Linked DNA regions of Mus musculus: region 1 is linked to region 2. Evidence: chromatin contacts called from ENCODE Hi-C or POLR2A ChIA-PET data. All regions are on one chromosome and are shown on one strand. The core of a region is the stretch at or near the end of the contact, and the rest is flanking DNA. Distances in the headings are between cores, read along the strand shown. Region 1 overlaps Rab31 (RAB31, member RAS oncogene family). Region 2 holds the start of Rab31 (RAB31, member RAS oncogene family).

The links. Hi-C counts contacts between places; a loop is a spot of excess contacts on that map. ChIA-PET counts read pairs that join two places held with the same protein, here RNA polymerase II (POLR2A).
Region 1: a map of heart shows a loop between it and region 2 (2.2-fold over the local background). The contact joins the enhancer-like site here to the promoter of Rab31 in region 2. A Hi-C loop is called at or near these places in 10 of 37 maps with a recorded cell type or tissue (T-helper 1 cell, adrenal gland, gastrocnemius and 3 more). POLR2A ChIA-PET finds 5 or more read pairs at or near these places in 5 of 5 experiments (Patski and embryonic stem cell).

The regions. Positions count from the first base shown.
Region 1 is chr17:65,736,440-65,740,337 of GRCm38, reverse strand. The region is part of intron 1 of Rab31 (RAB31, member RAS oncogene family); the gene reads left to right. Among named protein-coding and RNA genes, the nearest start is that of Rab31, 34 kb to the left of the region's middle. Within about 2 kb of position 2,562, at least 1 of the 3 ENCODE cell types and tissues checked has a DNase peak (open chromatin) inside an H3K27ac peak, as active enhancers do; it is heart, where a contact is called at or near this core.
Region 2 is chr17:65,771,125-65,774,886 of GRCm38, reverse strand. It overlaps Rab31 (RAB31, member RAS oncogene family), which reads left to right and starts at 2,135. Exons shown (of 7, transcript NM_133685.2): 1 at 2,135-2,381. The coding sequence starts at 2,343.

The DNA of each region.
Region 1 (3,898 bases), core at 1,313-3,812, 35 kb after region 2:
CACCGTCATCCTGTTACCGGGCTCATCTTACTGATGTCTCATTGGATGGGTAGACAGCTGCCCCACAGGGGTCTTCAGTGGTAGCAGTGGCCTCCCCAGTGGGCACTGTGGTGCATACGATCTTCAGACTGGTAGCTTATGGCCCCCCGAGTTCATAACCCCAGTCCCCGCTGTGTAGGATGTTGATCCTGGTCAGGCCACTTGCAGGTGCTATGTTCAAGCAGGCACCAGTCGTGTGTGCGCCCCACCCCGACCCAATCATTCTCAGTAAGTCTAAGAGGATCGACTCTGGGCACTTCTGGGATAAACCGCAAAATATGGTGCCAGAATTGGGCACCCAAGATAAAACTGTCTGGGTAGATTTCAAGGACAGAAGGCCTGGAGTCAGACTTGATAAGGCTTTTCTCCCTGCTGTGCCTGCCTGTCCAGGGACATCCTGTCCATGTGAGAAGGGCCCTGGTGTCGGAGGATGTATATTCCATGGGAAGTCACACTTTGTCCTGAGCCGTCAGCATGCCCTCCCTGGATGATACTCACAAATGCATCTATCTGCACACACAGACGCCTTGTGTTGCTGGCTTTCTGAGTCTTGAAAGGCTGTCGTCAATCCCGGTAGCCCTGGCTTCTCCAGCAGTCTCCTCATGGACCATAGGACCAGTTTGCTGTGGGTGATGAAGGCTTATTTCATCTTTCCAGTGGGGTACTTTTTTTTTTTTAATCTTTCATGGGTAGAACATATCCCACAGTCATTGTCCACAGGTACTTAGGACAGGCAAGGAATTAAGTTAGCGCATTCCCAAAGTGATGGGCAGCACCGTGGATGGGGGAACTCGGATCTGTTGCTTATGCACTGCTCAGCCCTGTTCTTAGCCTGCACAGAGTTAACTTCACTACAGTCCAGGTCAGACTTCACTGGAAATGGTGAGTTTGATTTGGGATTACCTTTTTCCTTCCTTCCTTCCTTCCTTCCTTCCTTCCTTCCTTCCTTCCTTCCTTCCTTCCTTTCTTTTTCGTTTTTCGAGACAGGTTTTCTCTGTGTAGCCTTGGCTGTCCTGGAACTCACTCTGTAGACCAGGCTGGCCTCGAACTCAGAAATCTGCCTGCCTCTGCCTCCCAAGTGCTGGGATTAAAGGCGTGTGCCACCATGCCTGGCGGGATTACCTTTTTTCAAACGGGCTTGGATAGGGCTGGCTAAGCGTCTTCCAGGAGCAGCAGGGCTGGGCTTTGAGGTTTTTGAGCCCTGGTGCAGACTGCAGTGATGCTCCGCACTGCAGAGCTGCGGGTTTCCAGCCATTGCCAGCCTTCCTTCCAGCCAGAGCAGTCTTGGACACAGACGCGCCACCAGGAAGAAGAACCATAGTAGATCCTGATGGAGACTGGAAGGGAGCTTCCAGGGCCCTTAAGGATGTTCTGTGTATCTTTTTTTTTTCCATTGTTTTTTTTTTCCTGCCTTCTAATATATTTTTATTTATAAATAATCCTCATTTAAGAAACAATCCAATACCGGTGTGGTAGCTCGTGTCTTTAAACTCAGGAGGCAGAATTAAAGCAGCTGGGGAGGCTGAAGGCAGGAGAATCCCAAGTTCAAGGAGTATCTGGGCTGTGGTAAAATCAAGGCCAGCCTGGGCTAAGGTGGGCTCAAGGCCAGCCTGGGCTATGGTGAAATCAAGGCCAGCCTGGGCTATGGTGAAATCAAGGCCAGCCTGGGCTACTTAGTGAGATCTTGTTCCAAAACAAAAGTAGGAAAGAGCCAGGACACAGCTCAGTTGGTCCAACAACCATGAGACCTTGACTAGAGTTTGATTCACAGTAGCACAAAACAAAAACAAAGATGAACCATGCCCTGGACTGGAATTTTCTCCTGGGGTAAGGTGTTCAGAATTCAGCCCCCTAGGCCTACTTTTCCTTAGAATCATGTATTTCCTGAGAATTTTGTGACTTTTCTTTCTACTTTCTCTCTCTTTTTTATTTTTAAGATAGATTTATTTGCATTTATATGAACACACTGTAGCTATCTTCAGACACACACCAGAAGAGGGCATCAGATCCCATTACAGATGGTTGTGTGCCATCATGTGGTCGCCGGGACTTGCACTCAGGACCTCTGGAAGAGCAGTCAGTGCTCTTAACCACCGAGCCATCTCTCCAGCCCTTTCTTTCTACTCTTGCATCTGGTAACTTCTTCTGTTTGTACATTGCCAGCTGATGGAAAGGAAAAGTAACTTTAATTGAGTCAGGAACTGTTGCAGAAAATAAACAGGACAGATAGATGTTGTCTTGAGTCAAACAACTGGAGGTGTAAGGCCTAAGGAACATACAGCTGAGTGTTTTCTCCCTGGTACCACAGAACTACACTCCAAGCCTTGTGAGGGTCATCCCTGGAGTTTTCAGGCTAGTTCCTAAGGAAGGGAGCGCTGGTGTAACCCTTCACCACAGGTCCCTGCTGGTGTAGTTGTGGAAAGATAGTGAGCTTCCATTGTCCGGATGCGCTTCCTGTCCTGCTTCCAGCTGCTCCAGCCTGTCCGCTCCAGTGCAAAACCAGTTCTGTTACTCACCCCTGACACACCATGAGTCAGAGAAGCCCAGGCATCAGCCAGCCATAGCCCGCTTGCAGGCCAGATCTGCATCTCTCTTTCCTGTGGTCTTAGGCTCCTGCCACTGCTGAGGGGCACAAGCCCAGCGTTCTGCAGTCCTTCTGCTTCCCAACTTGATTAGTGAAATAATTGTCTTTGCCAATTCCTTTTCTTGCGCTCTCCTTTAGTTTTTTTTCCCCCTTTTATTTTTTCATGTCCTATAGATAGGAAATTTAATCTTTTTGTCCCACCACCCCTTACCTTTACATTTGTGCTTGTATGGGCTCTGTACATTCATACCGTGGTATGTGTATGGAGGTCCGACGGCATCTTGAGGGGTGTTCTCTCCTTCTGCCACATGGGTCCCCAGGGATCCACCTCAGGTTTTTGGGCTTGGCTGGCAGCGTCTTTACAAGCTGAGTCATCTTGCCAGCCCTTGATAGGAAATTTAGAACAAACAGGAAAAGGTCATTTACTGTCTCCAATGGGGAAGTGCGTTGTGCACTTATTTGTACACTCTAAAATGTCTGATTCTACTCTTGTCTGAGATCAACTTAAGTCCTATGTAAGCTTCTAGCTATTTAATAAAAAGTCTGTTGGCCACAGGTAAAACAAACTTCTCCATAAAAAGCCAATTTGTGTTTGCAAATTTCTTTTGTATCTGTTTGTTTGTTTGTTTGCCGAGACAGGGTTTCTCTGTGTAGCCCTGATTGTCCTGGGACTTAAATTGTAGACCAAGCTGACCTAGAACTCAAACAGAGATAGCCTGCCTCAGCCTCCTGGGTGCTGGGATTAAAGGCATGTGCCACATCCAGTTCTATATCCATTTATTTACTTTAAAAATTAGGTTTGACAACATATTTTAATTGATTGCAACATCATTAACAATGAGGTCAATAAAATCTTAACACATTTTATATCTGGGATATAGCTGTAGCATGAAATGAGTTGACTTCCTTTGATAATCATTCTTTTTTTTGTATATATTTTTTTAAGTTTAGACAAAATGTTATTTTTAGCCAGGCTAGGTAGCACCTGCTTTTAATCCCAGCACCCAGGACTTGGGAATCCTGCTACTGGGCGTGAAGGCACTCCCAAGAGAAGTACTTGTACATGGATGTTCATAGCAGCCCTGTTCAGAAATGACAGATACAGTCTGGGAGTCCATTAACAGTGAATGGATAAACAAATGGTGGCCATACACAGACAGGAAAGAATCGGGCTGGGGGCTGGGGCAGCTCCGTAGTAAGATGCTTGCTTAGTGTGCCCAGGTATCCCAGCACCAAGGAAAGAGAAATCTGGCGGTCGCATAGTCTGATGAGGGT
Region 2 (3,762 bases), core at 886-3,385:
GAATAATTCTCAATGAGGCCCCCCAGCTTGGGCAGGGGACCTGTTAGGGGAGTCTAAAAACCACATCTTAGTGCATCTTAGACACTCAGAGTAGTGGAGAAGAGAAGGAGAGAAGTGCTGGAAAGATGAAGGGGACAGGTGGTCATTTTGTCTGTGCTTGTCCTTCTGGGCAGAGTCCACGCTCGTCAGCATGCCCTGCAGTTCCATGAGTCACCCTCAGTCCACAGGAAGTAATAAAAGGAAAACATACCTCAGCTTTACAAGGGGCACCCTTGAGTACAGAGGGTCAGATCCTACTTGTTACGGAGCCCGTAGGTACCAGGGAAGGCAGGAAGAGGTTTGGCCAAGGTGTCTGCAACTGTGTCTAACAGTTGTCAGCTAAGCAAACCCGAGCATAGAGGCGGTATTGTGTGGGGACTAGGCAATGTCGGGTAGCCTGTCTTCAGTCTGCCCACACAGAGCTGGCTGTCCTTGGATGCTGAATCAAGGAGAGATACTGACACAAAAGAGATCTTGAATAAGACCTGTGTCCACATGACTACTTTTTGATCAATTCAGTCTGGACAAGCAGACTTCTATGAACCTGTACTTTGACACAAAGTTCCTGTTACTCTGGGTAATTTAATTGATTGCAAGTTTGTTCTGGGACCTGTTTTGACTCCAGAGTTCTAGAGTTCCTTCTGTGGACCTTGCTTTGGAATTTCCCACCCTGAGAGGCCACTTTGGGCCTGAGTAGCTTCTATCTGGCCTGCCAGATAACCACAGGGGGAAAAAATGGCAGGAGCCATTGATCAGATGGGACAAGTTATGAGAGAGGCCAGAGAACTGAGGCTGCAGAATGCTTTGTCAAAACTTGCTTTGGGTGCCTGGAGACATGGCTCTGCAGTTAAGAGCACTGGCTGATTTTCCAGAGATGCTGAGTTCAGAGCCCAGGTCCCGTACTCCAACCTCCCACATGGCAGCTCACAAATGTAGCTCACCAATGCCCTCTTCTGATGTGCAGATGTACATGCAGACCAGACGTCCATATACTTCAAACCTTTAAACACTTCTTAAAACTGGCTTTCAGGCAGGAGAGATGGCTCAGCGGTGAAGAGCACCGATTGCTCTTCTGAAGGTCCTGAGTTCAAATCCCAGCAACCACATGTGAGCACATGGTGGCTCACAACCACCTGTAATGAGATCTGATGCCCTCTTCTGGTGAGAACTCCAGACTCAGCATACTGATAAGAACACCTGCCTGGCAAGAAAGCCAGGTAATGAGAACTGCTCTTCACTGTTCTCATTAAAGGGCTTCTGTTTTATTTCCAGGTTGCCTGGATCAATCCTTCTAACAGTTATCAGGCATGCTGGGCAAGCACTCTCCCAACAGAGCCACGTCCAGTGTTGCTGTTTAAAACATATGCATACAATTAGTAGTACCAGTAAATTTAGATTATTCTTAAAGAGCTGTCATTTCTACACAGCAACAAATGAAGTCATCCCAGAGGCTTGGAGGAACAACGGACCATACAAAGACCAGAGGCCATGGCCCCTCTGTGTGACGCTGCACGTAGCCTCAGTTTCCTAGTAGAGGAGTTTGCAGAAGGGTTGCCAGCCCCCCAGTTGTGGCTGGGCTCCTGCCCACATAGCTGTAGCGTTTTTCTACATGGAGAAAGGGGGCTTCCTCTACAGAGTGCACCTCTCTTTTCCCAGGCCCTGGTGCTCCAGTTTTGGAAGCCAAAACACCTGACTGCTTCTCGAATCATCCTTGAGTCATCCTTTGCTGCATACAGAAAAGAATGCATGCAGAGTAAAGTGAAGTGTTGGGAGGAAGCGATTTGAAGCCTGGGTATTAGAAGGGACAAGTTAACCCTTTCCTCCCCTCATCCCGGTTTCTCGCTGATGTTTCTTGCATCTGGAGGTCAGAGTCACTTTATGGTGGGACTACCCAGAGACTTTGAAGTGCTTCCTTGGGACCACAGCCAACAGCATAAACTGTTCCAATGGCTCTTTATGACGCGACGGGTCGTGTGTCCAGGGCAAGTGGTGCCCGACCGGGCTCAGAGCTGATCACGGAAGGGGATGATTTGCCCACAAGTCAGATGTTGGGTGGTCACTGGAGGCCGAAGCGGACCGGGGCCCGGGCGGAGCCGAAGCCCGGCGGCCAGGCTAGACTAGACGTGACGGGAGGAGCCGGCCGGCAGCACGTGACCGACAGCGGAGGCCGAGGCCCAGAAATAGCCGCCTTGGCGGTTCCGCCCCGCGGCCGGCGAGAGTCCTGGGAGACAGCAGGACGCAGGCTGGGCGCGGTGTGGCCCGGACGATGCTGCTGAGCCCCGGCCGGGCCCGACCCAGAGCACATGATGGCGATACGGGAGCTCAAAGTGTGTCTTCTCGGGGTAAGTCCTGGAGCCATCCTACGGGGGATCCCGGCTTCTGTGCGCCATTGTCTCTGCGCTGCCCGCCTCCCGTGCGCTTCCCCATGTCCCGCGCGCTCCATCCCGCGCCCGGCACCAGCCGCCTCCGCCCGCCACCAGATTCTCCCGAGCGCCCCGGATCGCTGCATCTGCGGCCGGGTATCTGGCAACCTTGGGGCTCGCCAGGCTGCGGGTCGGGCAGGGCGGGGTGGAGGGGTGGGAGGTGGGGGGGATTGTTGAGGACCAGAGGACAGCGGGTCATGCAGCCCCTGGGCCCCTAGGACTCTTGCCTCTGCCACTGGTGGCTCCCTCCCGGAGGAGTGTTTAAGTTAGGTTTTCCTCTGCCTCCTGCGGGGGTAGGTAGGGAGTAGTGATGGCAATTTCTTTATTCTCTCCGAAAACAAACCAACAAACCAATCCTTCCAAGCAAGGGAGGGAGTACCGGGGTTTTGGCCCGACTGCGAAGTATTAAGAGCAAACTCTGTATGAACTGTGTGTTCAGCACACTTTCCGTGCAGTGGATGAAAATGAAGCAGGATGAGAAACACCCGCCCCCAACACCCTTCCTCTTCCAAAACGAGTCTTAGTCCCAAGAAATATAAAAGCAGTCAGAAACAAAGAAAGAAACAACATCCAAACTCCGAGACTGGAGGGCCAGACTGACAAACTCCGGCACACTGCGCTGTCCCTTGAAATCTGCCCCCCCCCAGGGATTCAGTGTTTGGGGGTCATTTCCTTGGGGCTACCCACAACAAATTCCCGAAGTCTTCCCAAATAAGAGCTAATGTTATAAGCCATGTTCTCTGCAGTCTTCTGTAGTCTTTGGCATTATCACTGGGCATACCGCCCTGCCCTTGAAGTTGGCAAATCTGGCACTGCAAGGAAAAGTATTTCCTAAATAAAAGAGTAGGGCCGCATTCATTCTCCTCAAAGAAATGCTAATCAGGATGGTTATGGAGGTGAATACAGGCGATGTTGTGGATTAGGATCTGGTGCACCAGGGACTTGTGGTTTCACCTGGGCCCCGCCGAATCCTTTGATGGAAGTCGGATCCTCACACTGCCCTTGGCACTTCCCCTTAGCTAGTGGTTGGTGGAGAATCCCAGGGCTTCTGGCAAGGGCCTTTTCTTCCCCTTCAGTGTCAAGCAAGGCCTCCCCAGGGGCTTCTCACCCAGGAGGCCGGGCAGGATGCTGCTCTTGGAGTTCTTTCTCCTTAGAACTTTCGGTGTCAGAGTAGCAAGCTTCATATCTGCGGGGCTGTCCAGTAGTCCAGACCTAGGAATCCCACGGGAGAAAGGCCTTTGAAGATTTCAAAGGAATAGCAGGCCCCAAAGAAGAGGAAGTGTTGGTGCGAGGGGCATGT